Regions from separate parts of the Homo sapiens genome. Here region 1 is linked to region 2. Evidence: chromatin contacts called from ENCODE Hi-C or POLR2A ChIA-PET data. All regions are on one chromosome and are shown on one strand. Each heading gives the region's core, a stretch centred on a gene start or an enhancer-like site at or near the end of the contact. The rest is flanking DNA. Distances are from core to core; before and after follow the strand shown.

Region 1 (5,528 bases), core at 3,006-5,505, 270 kb before region 2:
AAGCACTAGTTCAGCAGAATTCAGACTCCTTTACCTTTCCCAACTCTACTCACAGCCTCAAGTCACCAGGGAGAGAAAGAGCACCTGACCGAGAGTGGGACCAGGATTCCAGACCAGCTTTAGATGAGCATCTCTCTGGGCCTCAGTGTCCTTGGATGGGAGGGAGGTGGAGACTGGGTGTGGCTGCTTGTCCTGTCCCTTCCAGTTTGATGATTTTCCCTAGCCCAGAGCCAGAGCTGGCCCTTTTCCCTCAAGGAAGCCATGGTTTGTATGCTATGTAGCAGCTACAAATGCAGGGGCTTTTTTATCCCTTTTCTTTTCAATGATCCTAGGTACTATAGGAAGAGGCAAACATTTTTATGATCCCAGGAACCAAATAACATAATGAAAATCATGGCAACCATCAGCCCAATAAAACCCATGGCAAAAGCCTCCACATTCTCAAACAGGACCCTGGGAATTTAAAGCTCTCAGAAGCCTTAAGTGGCTCAGGCCTTGCTGAAGGCCTCGGGACGGCAGCTGATGGCTGATGAAAGGATTTTGACGCGCCACTGAAATTCTCTTTTCCAAAATAACCACTTTGAAACCTGTTAATTACAGACACACAACCAGCCAGAGCCCCCCAACAGGACCCAGGGCTTCTACCAGGGAGAGCCGGGCTCCAGAGGCTGGCCGCTGCCTTGGCGCTCCATACACTTTGTGTTGGGTGACTTCGCTTCAGGAAGAGAATCCAAAGTAATGAAAACCACATGGCCACTCCCCCGCCCCCAGCCTCCTACTCTACCTCCCTTCCCTGGAGACAGAGGCCGGCTCAGTCTAATTTGGTCCAGTGTTTTTGTTTCCTAAAATCTGTCTTGGGCCCTGGGCCATTAATAGGTTGCAGCTGATTTTAATCTGCATGAATCAGAGACCTCACTTCTTCAGTTTTAAGGAGATTACAAATTGTGTGTCCCACAAACTCAGGATGGAGGGAAAAAGCCCTGGATGGGGAGTGGCAGTAGGGGAGACAGATCCTGGAAGGCACAGAAACTGCTCCCCACTCAGCAGTGGGCTTGAAGGAGCCTGGGATCACTCAAAGCTGGGGGAGTGGGGCTAGGGGGAGGTGAGGGTCTTGCAGCTGTGACTCAGTGGCAAGAACACAGAACCTGGTCCTGTGTAAACAGAGCTAAAACCGAGGATCTGGACTATCAGAGGCCTCTACTCACCTATCTTCAACAAATTAATTTCCCAAGTGCTTGCGGGGCACCCCCCATAAGCTAAAGCAGGGGTAAGCAAACCATGGCCGACTGGTCAAATCCGGCCTGCAGCCCGATGTAAATAAAGTCCTCCTGGAACAAGGCCATGTCCATTTGTTTATGTATTGTCCATGGCTGCCTTGCAGTTGTGGTAGAGACCCTGTGGCCTGCAAGGCCAAAAATAGTCACTATCTGCCCCTTTACAGTAAACATTTGCTGACTCCTGAGCTAGAGAACTATCCTAGATCTCGCTAGGCAAGAATTCCACTTACAAGCCTGTTAACAAGGGATGGATTTAGGATTTACTCCATTCCCACCCCATACCAAAGTCTAGGTTCCTTCCTTCCAAACATCATTCTTCAGGAAAGTATCTTCATGCTTATTTAAGCAATGACAATAAGAAGGAATGCCCACAACCATACCACTCAGTGAAGGTTCCAAGTACTTGCCCTGACAACCCGACAGTCCCATTTCACAGATGAAACAGAGTCACTGAGATAAAGCAACTCACTGAAGTTCACTCAGGGAACAGCACAGCTAGGAAGAGCTGGGCCTCTGAGTCACAGCATGGTCCTCTGTCCATGGGATGGCCATAATGAAGGGAGCTGGGGAGCTTTAACATGGCAATGCTCCCTTACGTGTGCCACACGACCACTTGACAACCCAGTGAAGGGCTCAGGGTAGTATGTCTTCATTTTCAAGGTGAAAAACATAGCACTATCAGAGAGTGGGGATGAGAATCAGACAGGCCAGACTACACTCACCCCTTGAAAACCACCTTTATCCAGGCCCAGTGGCTGGTGAGCCCAGGCCCTCTGGCCCTAGCTGGGCCCTCACTCAATCAGGACCCAGGGCCCCCTATTTTCCCAGTGTGCCTCTAAGACAGCTCTTGCCTTCAGGCACTTCTAGGCTAGCGGGGCAGAGACAGAAAGGGGAGGATTATGATTGCATGGCAGGCACAGTGATGGAGAGCCACAAGTGGTGCTTCAGGAGGACAAAGCAGGGTCACCTTGCCCTTCCCTAAAAGCAAACCCCTTTGTAGGGAACCCTGGGTGAAGGGCCTCCAGTGGAAATGCTATTCACTAGAAATGCAAGTGGGCACCCTTCCAAGGCTTTCAGGGGCTAAAAAAGTGTTGGAATCATTCTGGGGACAGGCGGGGAAGCCAAAGAAACTGGTACCCTCTCAGAGATGAGACTGGCAGGTAAACTGATGACACCAAGGAAGCTGCTGCCTTGGAGCAGTAGGAGTTCTCCCCACGGGAACCATTTCCTGCAGGACCAGGCCTGGGGTGGAGACCCTTCCAGACAGGGTAGGAGGTCACCCCAGGCTGCAATCTCAGTGGTCTGGAAGCCCATGAAGGCTGGTTATGTCTGGGCCTTGAATAGAATCATAGACAAGCAGGGTGCCACGCTGGCTTGCGTAGAATGTTGACTCTGCAACGGTCTCTAGCTAACAGGAGCTGAAAGTTCCTACAAAGGATAGCGAGTGGCCTGTACCTCACTGTCTCTATTTCCATTGCTGTCCCCAGGTCCCCGTTCCTTGGTAAGCTTCTCCTTGAACTTTAGGCAGCACCTCAAAGCAGTTTCAGAATTCACTGAGGAGCCATGGGTCCCAGTCTTTAGAGTCCTGCTATTGTTCAGAGGTCTCCAAGTGACTAGATGTTGTGAATTGCCAGAGGGTGGCAGAGGACTCCAACCAAGCAGGGACCAAGTATAAAGCAAACTTCCATCACCATCAACAACTGGAGCCCTGCACTGGACCAGAACAGAGCCTGGGAAATGACCCCATCAGCATCTTTGGGTCCCCTCATCATGGAGACTCCCCTCAGAAATAGTCTTCAGCAGGGTTAAACCCTTGGCCAGATGGAGAAATAGCACGACACCTCTGGCTTCTGCTTCCCAGGGAGCGTGTAGTGGATCCCCTGGCACCCTCTGCTTCCGACGGTACAAAGGTTGTGGGTGTAAACCTCAAAGCTCTGTTTTGTCTAGACTTGGTTTCCGGGTGGGTTCAGGCTCTCTGCTCCATGGAACCCAACAGCCAGGAGATTTGTGCCACTGCTTCCTTGAGTCTAGACTGGCGGAGGAGCAGGGGCTCATGACTATAACATGAACGTGAACCGTGGATCAAAGTGGGTGTTCAAGACAGCTGATTGGACAAGGTCCTGAGCTATGCTGAGGAGTGATGCTGGCACTTTGGTAATGCAGTGGAATGGAATATTCCATGGTTAATTAGCAGTCACTGAGTGTCTATTGTGAGCTGGTCACCATCTGGATGAACAAACTGGCAAGTAGACTCTGAGGAGGTCACGTGCCCAGGAGTTTGTTTAGAGAGTGCAGTTTCTTCTCATATTGAGGTGTGCAGAATGTTCGCTTACAGGTGTGTGATCATGGGGTTGGGTCAAACTCCTCAACTTTCCTATGGAATGCCAGTCCTAGGACCCTCTGCAATCTGAAGCCCTCACACAAAGAACAGAGTATTTATGTCAAACTCTACCCTTCTGTGCTACCAAACAAAGCTGAGCCAGAATAAAGCAAAGTGAAAAAGCTCATAAACACTTCCTGGGGCTGGGCTCACAAAGTAAAGCTCAAAGAAGAACAAGCCAGATGCGTTTCAAACCCATAAACACACACGAGGACACCCGAGCTGCCACTGGCCCGAGCAGATTGGGTGCTAAAACAGCACTGGAGCAATGAAGGAGGGGGTCATTCTAAAATTAGAGCTCTACTTTCTCTCCCCTCTGAACATATATGAGTGGAATTATGGATTAATATTGAAAATTGATTTCATGTGTACTTCAAGAGCACCTGTGCGGTGATGCCCACACTCCCTCCCCACCCCCTCCACATACACACTCTCCCTCAACTCACCCCGGAGACCTAGAGCTTTTGCTACCAAGCACATCTTGTGTCCTGTATAAACAAGGGCTGGTAACTAGTACAGGAAATGAACTTCACAAGCATTGAATGTGTACCCACCTGTGGTATGGGGAGTTGCCAGATTTTTTTCTAACTGAGAATGTTCACAGAATCTCGAAACTTTCTTTCAGCTTCCCCCTCTGCACACTTGAGTGTGGGCGCCTACCATGTGTGCACACATACCCAAGCACAAAATTTCCCTCAATTTCCCCCAAGACATATCAACAATGAGATGTGCCCATACATACACGGGCACACAGCCAGCCATTCCCAAACCTTCTCCTTTGTCCCCCCCACCCGCCTTTCAATGTATAAATGAGAGCGCCTAGGTGTGCTGGTGCTGCCCCTCCCTGCCTCGGACACATGCAGAACTTTGCGCCCACTCAGCACGATCCAGCACACAGGAGCTGGGGAGCCAAGGATGTTTATATTCCCACGTGTGCACCGGCGTGCACGCACACATGCACGCGCACGCACAGCCACATTCCAGCTGGCCCCAGTACAGCTGTGACAGGCCTGGGTCTGTTTGCCATTGTTTTCCTTCGCCTCTAACAGGCGTTCATGCAACAGAGAGGAGGTCGTGAGAGGTTTCCACCACGTTTTGTAGCATTTACCCCGAGCCTGAGTGTTGGGGAGGTGGCTTTTGAGAATGAGCTATGGGTGGCAGGGTGGAAAGCAGAGACAAAGGCATTCCTTCCCATTTCCTGCCTGAGCTTCACTCGCTAATGTGCACTGCTCTGGATTGTTCAGAGATTTCTTTATGTGTCATCCTGTCTGAAACCTGGCTGGGAGGACGGAGGCTCAGCTAAAGAATTTCTGGAAGTTCTGTCTCAAGGTCCTGCTTTGTCACCTCTTATTACTACAACTGTTCTAGGCCCAGGCTGCCTGGGGGCACACTGTGTCCTGAAAGCCTGAGTGGCAGGCCCCAGCCACATAAGCAAAGACACATTTGGGTAGAAACTGAAGGAGATAAAAATGGACCCCAAGTGGCCACTATCCCTCTAGGGATTTTGGCCCACAAGAAAAGCTGGTATATAAAGAATTCCCCACCTGACCCTCAGCAGCAGTGAATGTTCTAATGATTCCCTCAGCAGTACATATGCAAAGTGGATACTGTCTTTGCACTGACAATAAGATTGGCTAATCTGGCTGGGCGCGGTCGCTCACGCCTGTAATCCCAACACTTTGGGAGGCCGAGGCGGGCGGATTTCCTGAGGTTGGGAGTTCGAGACCAGTCTGGCCAACATGGTGAAACCCCATCTCTATTAAAAATACAAAAAAGTTGGCCAGGCATGGTGGTGCATGCCTGTAATCCCAGCTACTCGGGAGGCTGAGGCAGGGGAATTGCTTGAACCAGAGAGGTAGAGGTTGCAGTGA
Region 2 (5,768 bases), core at 1,533-4,032:
CTCCTGACCTCGTGATCCGCCCGCCTCGGCCTCCCAAAGTGCTGGGATTACAGGCGTGAGCCACCGCGCCCGGCCGAAGATCTCAGCTCTTAAGAGGAAAAAAAGCAAAACAGAATACACTACTGTCCTTGGCCCCCTCCTCTTCTGCTTGATCTAATTGGCTGTCTTGGCTTCAAGTACAGTTATGTGCTACGTGGTCAACAATATAATGGAGCTGAAAAATTCCTATCATGTAGTGACACTGTAGCTGTCCTAATGATATAGTGCAAGATATTACTCACGTGGTTGTGGTGATGCTGGTGTAAACAAACCTACTGTATTGTTAGTCATATAAAAGCACAGCACATACAATAATGTACGGCACATAATACTTGATAATGATAATAAATGACTATGTTAGTGGTTTGTTTTTACTCTGCTATACTTTTATCATTATTTTACAGTGTACTCTTTCTACATATTAAAAATATTTTACTGTAAAACAATATTATATGTAACAGCAGCAGCAGCCTCATATATCTCCTGTTTACCTCTTGATTGTATATCATTTTCTCTTGTGCTTGATTTAAGTTTTACTACAAAAGAGTCAAAAAGTTAAAAATAATTAAAAGTTTATAAAGTCAAACAGTTACAGTAATTACACTTAATTTATTGTTGAAAATTTGTAAAATAAATTTAGTGTAGCCTAAGTGTAGTGTTTATAAAATCTACAGTAGTGTACAGTAATATCCTAAGCCTTTACATTTACTTACCGTGCACTCACTGACTCACCCAGAACAGCTTTCAGTCCTGCAAGCTCCATTCATGGTAAGTACCCTCATAGATATACCATTTTTGATCTCTTATACCATATATTTACTGTTTAATTTCTATGTTTAGATACACAAACACTTGCCATTGTGTTCCAATTGCCTATAGTATTCAGTACAATAACATGCTCTACAGGTTTGCTGCCCAGGAATAACAGGCTGTACCATCCAGCCAAGGTGTATAGCAGGCTATACCATCTAGGTTTTTGTAAGTGCACTCGATGATGTTTGCATAATGTTGAAATCACCTAATAACTCATTTCTCAGAACACATTCCTATCATTAAGTGATGCATAATTGTAATTCAGATACTTCTCAGCTTTCTTTCTTGACCCATACTATTGTCGTCCATTGGACTTCTCCACCTGAATGTCTCTTCTCATTAGTGCCTTAATTTAAACTCAACATGTTACAAAATGACCTCATCATTCCCCAAGGCTGCTTTTCCTCTGAATTTCTTGTTGAAGGCAGCATGACCCATCCAGACATCTGAGTTCCTAACTGGAGGTCCCACTCAAACACCCACCCCTGTATCCAACCAGTCACAGTAGTCTGCTCATTTGACTTCTGATATGCATCTCAAATCTGTCCCTTCACCTCTCCTCTTACTGCTACCACTTCCAGACTATACAGCAGCTTTCCCACTGGTTCCTTTGTTACCCCTTTTTTCCACCCTACACTATCATCAGAATTCTCTTCCTGAAAAAAGAAATCAAATGAAGTTACTCTCTTTCTTTAAAACCTCCATAAGCCCTTCTATTACTTACAGGATAATGCCTTAGTATGCTGTAAGACCCATCACAATCTTACCTCAACTTAACCTATTTCGGCTCATTTTCTACTACAATTCATAAAAAATGTATTTTTTCACCCTGAATATACTATGCTCTTTCACACCTCTTTGCATTTCCACATGCTGTTCCCTGTATTGATGGGGCTCCTCCCACCCTTGTCAAACTGGAAAATGTTGATATATTCTTGAAGCTTCAACTCAAATATTTTCTCTTCTCCTTTGCAGAAATATTTGCTGCTGCTTCTGTGTTTCCTCAAGTATTTTACTTATGCCAATCACTAAGCACAAAACACAACATAAAACTTCAGGTCTGGGGTGATGCCTTAGTTACAACTGCATCTCCAATGACTAGCATACTCAGGTACTTAATGAATGTTCATGAATTGAATGAATAAAGCAGAAGACTAAATTATTATAAAAGCAAGAGAATGGACCTTATAGTATGACCTAAATATACAAACAGAAATCTAAAAATGAACATTTCTTCTAAAATAAGCTTCATGATAAAGTGTATTAGCCAGACAAAATAATGTAATCAGCATATATGCCCTTGGCTCAGACAACCAGAACTGACATTTCAGTCCTGTGAATGTGGCCTCTTAGGGAAAATATTAGTACCATGCTTAACTAATAATAAGCACTATCTGTGTGTTTACTGTTGCTGTTCTTGTTAGGGGGTTATAATCTGGCCTGTACTCCATCTAAATAGATATAAAAATAAGTGGTCACAATGAAATTCTACTGTCTAAACAACCAGCTTACAATATCTAACATTACATTAAGAAATGAACATACCCAAGTCTCCTAATGCACACAAAAATATTCTGCTTCAAACACATGAATGAGCCAATGGCCTGTGGATATAGCCCACATCCCAGCATCTGAAGACGGTATGCTTAAAAGCTTTTGGCAATATCTTCTAGATTTTTCTATAGACCAACATCAAGCCAATTTATCTGACCTCCTTGATCTACATAGCCCTTCCAGTACCTACAGCTATTTTTCTAGAGGCCTGAATGAGTCAGAACAAGAAAATGATTAATCAACTTGGAGAGATTTGAAAGCTGGAAGGGAGCCATCCTGTGAGTAAAAGCTCAGAGCTGTGGGACTGCAGCAGTTGGAAAGTTAGGGGATTTCCATGGTTGAAAACATTTGGCTGGCTTGCTATGGTCCTCTGACCTTGCAATAAGACAGACCAGACCAAGCTGGTGATTTACCTCTGACAATATCCTATGTCTGCTGACTCTGGCTGTTCACTCTGACTTGACAAAGTCAAAGTTATTCCCCCTGAGCCTTATGACTTTGGAACTGGCTCAGAAAATTTTCCTGTTTTTTCCTCCCAATGGATATCATTCTCAGACCTTGGCTTCACTTTTATGTACAGCGAGGCTTAAATTAAAAGTGTATGCAATGCACCTAGCACAGTGCTTGGCAAAAAGTTAGGTGGGTCTGCTCCTTTTTTAGGCCAGGTTGGTTTCCCAGCACCTGGGGGATATAGCACCATCTTGCTTTTCTTTTCTTTTTTTTTCTTTTTGCCAGTTGTTAACCTGCCAGTACCATTTAAAATCACTTTTCCTGCTTAAGGTTTGTATCACTTGCCACTGCTCCTTATTTCATCTATTCAAATTCTTCCAATTCCCTTTACTGGGGACTTGATTTCTGAAGTTGCTTATTTTGAAGATACTACTCTAGTATTATCTAACTTTTATATTCCAAAAGTACTACAGACACTGTTGTTGTCTTTTGTTTGCTGTTTAACATGTAATATTTTACTGATGTCAGGAAGGCTTCTCATATTTCCCAACTATTTATCTCTACGAGTGATGACTCTACTTCCATTTTCTTGCCCTTTTACTTTGTGTACACTGCCCTCTTTCTTCTTTCTTTCACTTGAGCATATGAATCACTTGGATTTTATTACTATTTATTATCATCTCTTTCTTTCCTGAGTCTGCTTTCTGTTCCATCACTGCATTTATATTACATTCCTGTGTCTACTATCAATAATAAGTTCAGCAAGATATTCTCATGCCTGATGATTGTTTATTGGTCTCCTGTCCCTGTTTCTCTCATTAACATCATTTATTTTCCCTGTATAATTTTTTCATTACCTTAGTAAAGAAATAGGGTTAGGCAAAGCTTTCTGCTTCTCTTCTCTACTAGAAAAGATCCAAGTCCTTCTCCATTCATTAAACATGGTCACATGTCTCATATATACATACAAATATATACATGTAAACCTTCACTGTGAGAATTCTTATCCATTGATTTGTAGATCACAAGGAACTTGTTGAGCAATGACAGCTGCTGCTTTTCAATGCACTGGCATGGTTGGGAGGGGGCTGGGGATTTTGCCTTTTGGCACACAAGTCAATAAACACATTGGAGATTAACAGCAAAGAGATAAGAAGCTTGGGTGTGGGGAGGACTAGAATGATGGTTTAGGGGAAAAGGAAAAAGGAGGGAATTTCAGGAAAAGGAATCGAAATTATAGATCAAATGACCAGATAACAAAAAGAAGGGGAGAGATTCAATAAGGTTGGAGGAAAGATTTAGAGAGAAAACAAGATTGGAGGAAGGAAAGTGGAGTGGTTAAGGATAAGAAAGAAATTAGGAACAGAGGCAAAGAGAGAAGAAAAAGGTGGCAACCAGCTGGTCATCCACTTGAGAAAGAAAGCATGAAGGAAAATATTTAAGAATAAGTAAATACAGTTGAGAAAACATTCCAAATCAATGTGTCATCCTCCTTTTAAAATCCCCTTTGTTATTAAAATATACCATCCACAATATGGCTTCTTGCTACAAATCCCTCAGCGGATAGAAGTAGAAATATCCCTCTAGCTATTTGTTTTGAGGTCAGTTACCCTAGTCAAAGCCCTCAAAGACTCAAATCCTGTCAGTCTACACAACTCAAAAGTGAGAAAGTAACTGGGATGTTCTTCTGACAGTTTAACTCCAATGACTGGCCCTAATGTTGACCTTCCATGTGTGATAATGATGATAGTAATTTTTCTCACATCAAAGAATTTTTTAAATTTATTCTACTCCAAGCAACTACAATGACCAAAGATGCCTCTTGCTAGTTACTGATTTACATTTTAAAAATACTTGGGAAACAAAAGAACACTAAAATCACAGCCAAGAACTCCTAAGCCGGATAAGGGTCTTTTTGGCAACTCCTAAGAAGCAGAAATCTCTGCATAGCAATCCGTTTCTTTAGCTGTAAGGCTGAATCTATTCCCTCACTGTAGATCCCATAGAACAGATTTTGTAGTAGACATCTGTTGCCTTTGAATGTCCTTTTTTTGGTAGGAACACCAAAAGTGCTTGGCTTTGGGTAACCACCCCTGACCTTTATTATGGGCAGTGCTGGTAGGACTGTCATCTAAGGTACAGGGCCTTCCCTGGCTAAGAGGTAGGCTTATAATCAAAGCCAGTCAGATTCTCTGCTGGGAATCTGAATGACTAGTCAAACAATAAAGATGTTTAACAGAAAATGTCTGGAGTGAACTCATTCCAGTGGTGGTGCCTTGACGTGACCATTAGTTTCTGTTTCCTCTACTCCCACAGATGTCCTACTCTGAAAATCTGTTCTACTTTTCCTTCAATTCTATGACACACTCTCTATACCTTCAAAAATTACTCTTTTTTCCTTTCAGTTAGCCAAAGTAATTTATATTGCTTGCAATCAAAAAGCCTCAACTTATATAATCCACATTACACTGAATGAGAAAGTCACCTGTATAAGACTGTCCTACAATTTGATGCTTTTTGTAACCTCTCAACTGGCTACAGGCCTGGTCTCCTCTGTGCCTTCTCAGTGCTGGATACCTAGTTGAAAAAGTGTAACTGATTCTGAAGAGCAGGGATAGAATTCAGTGACATGCTAGAAATGATATGAGTTGCTTCAACCTAGTTAAAGTGAAAATTTTAGTAGGAAATGAGGAAGGTGGCCTAGCCCATGACAGCATCAGGAACTAATCAAAGAGATGAGGCAGTCTTGAGGGCAAGATAGGGCACAAAGATATAAGAGATCTATGACACAGCTCTGATCCTGTCCCCTAAATTGAAGGCTTGCCTAACTAAAAAGACATGACGAATCCCAAACTAGAGCCAGGATCTTGCCCTGTTGTGTATAGTTTTCAGGGCCATGTCCTTTGTTTGGA

What was found. Hi-C counts contacts between places; a loop is a spot of excess contacts on that map. ChIA-PET counts read pairs that join two places held with the same protein, here RNA polymerase II (POLR2A). Pooled maps may share reads with other maps.
Region 1: a pooled map shows a loop between it and region 2 (2.6-fold over the local background). The contact joins two enhancer-like sites. A Hi-C loop is called at or near these places in 5 of 168 maps with a recorded cell type or tissue (Calu3, GM12878, PC-9 and 2 more), 18 of 37 single-sample maps with no recorded cell type and 10 of 50 pooled maps. POLR2A ChIA-PET finds 5 or more read pairs at or near these places in 3 of 52 experiments (CD4-positive, alpha-beta T cell, CD4-positive, alpha-beta memory T cell and activated B cell).

Annotation. Positions count from the first base shown.
Region 1 is chr14:68,505,623-68,511,150 of GRCh38, reverse strand. It overlaps a transcript of RAD51B not described here. Among named protein-coding and RNA genes, the nearest start is that of RAD51B-AS1, 180 kb to the left of the region's middle. RefSeq lists enhancers at 1-1,464, 4,062-4,625, 4,626-5,189, 5,162-5,221, 5,190-5,528. Within about 2 kb of position 4,255, at least 20 of the 41 ENCODE cell types and tissues checked have a DNase peak (open chromatin) inside an H3K27ac peak, as active enhancers do; they include GM12878, where a contact is called at or near this core.
Region 2 is chr14:68,229,730-68,235,497 of GRCh38, reverse strand. The region is part of intron 7 of RAD51B (RAD51 paralog B); the gene reads right to left. Among named protein-coding and RNA genes, the nearest start is that of RAD51B, 410 kb to the right of the region's middle. RefSeq lists enhancers at 2,516-2,885, 2,152-3,351. Within about 2 kb of position 2,782, at least 22 of the 41 ENCODE cell types and tissues checked have a DNase peak (open chromatin) inside an H3K27ac peak, as active enhancers do; they include GM12878, where a contact is called at or near this core.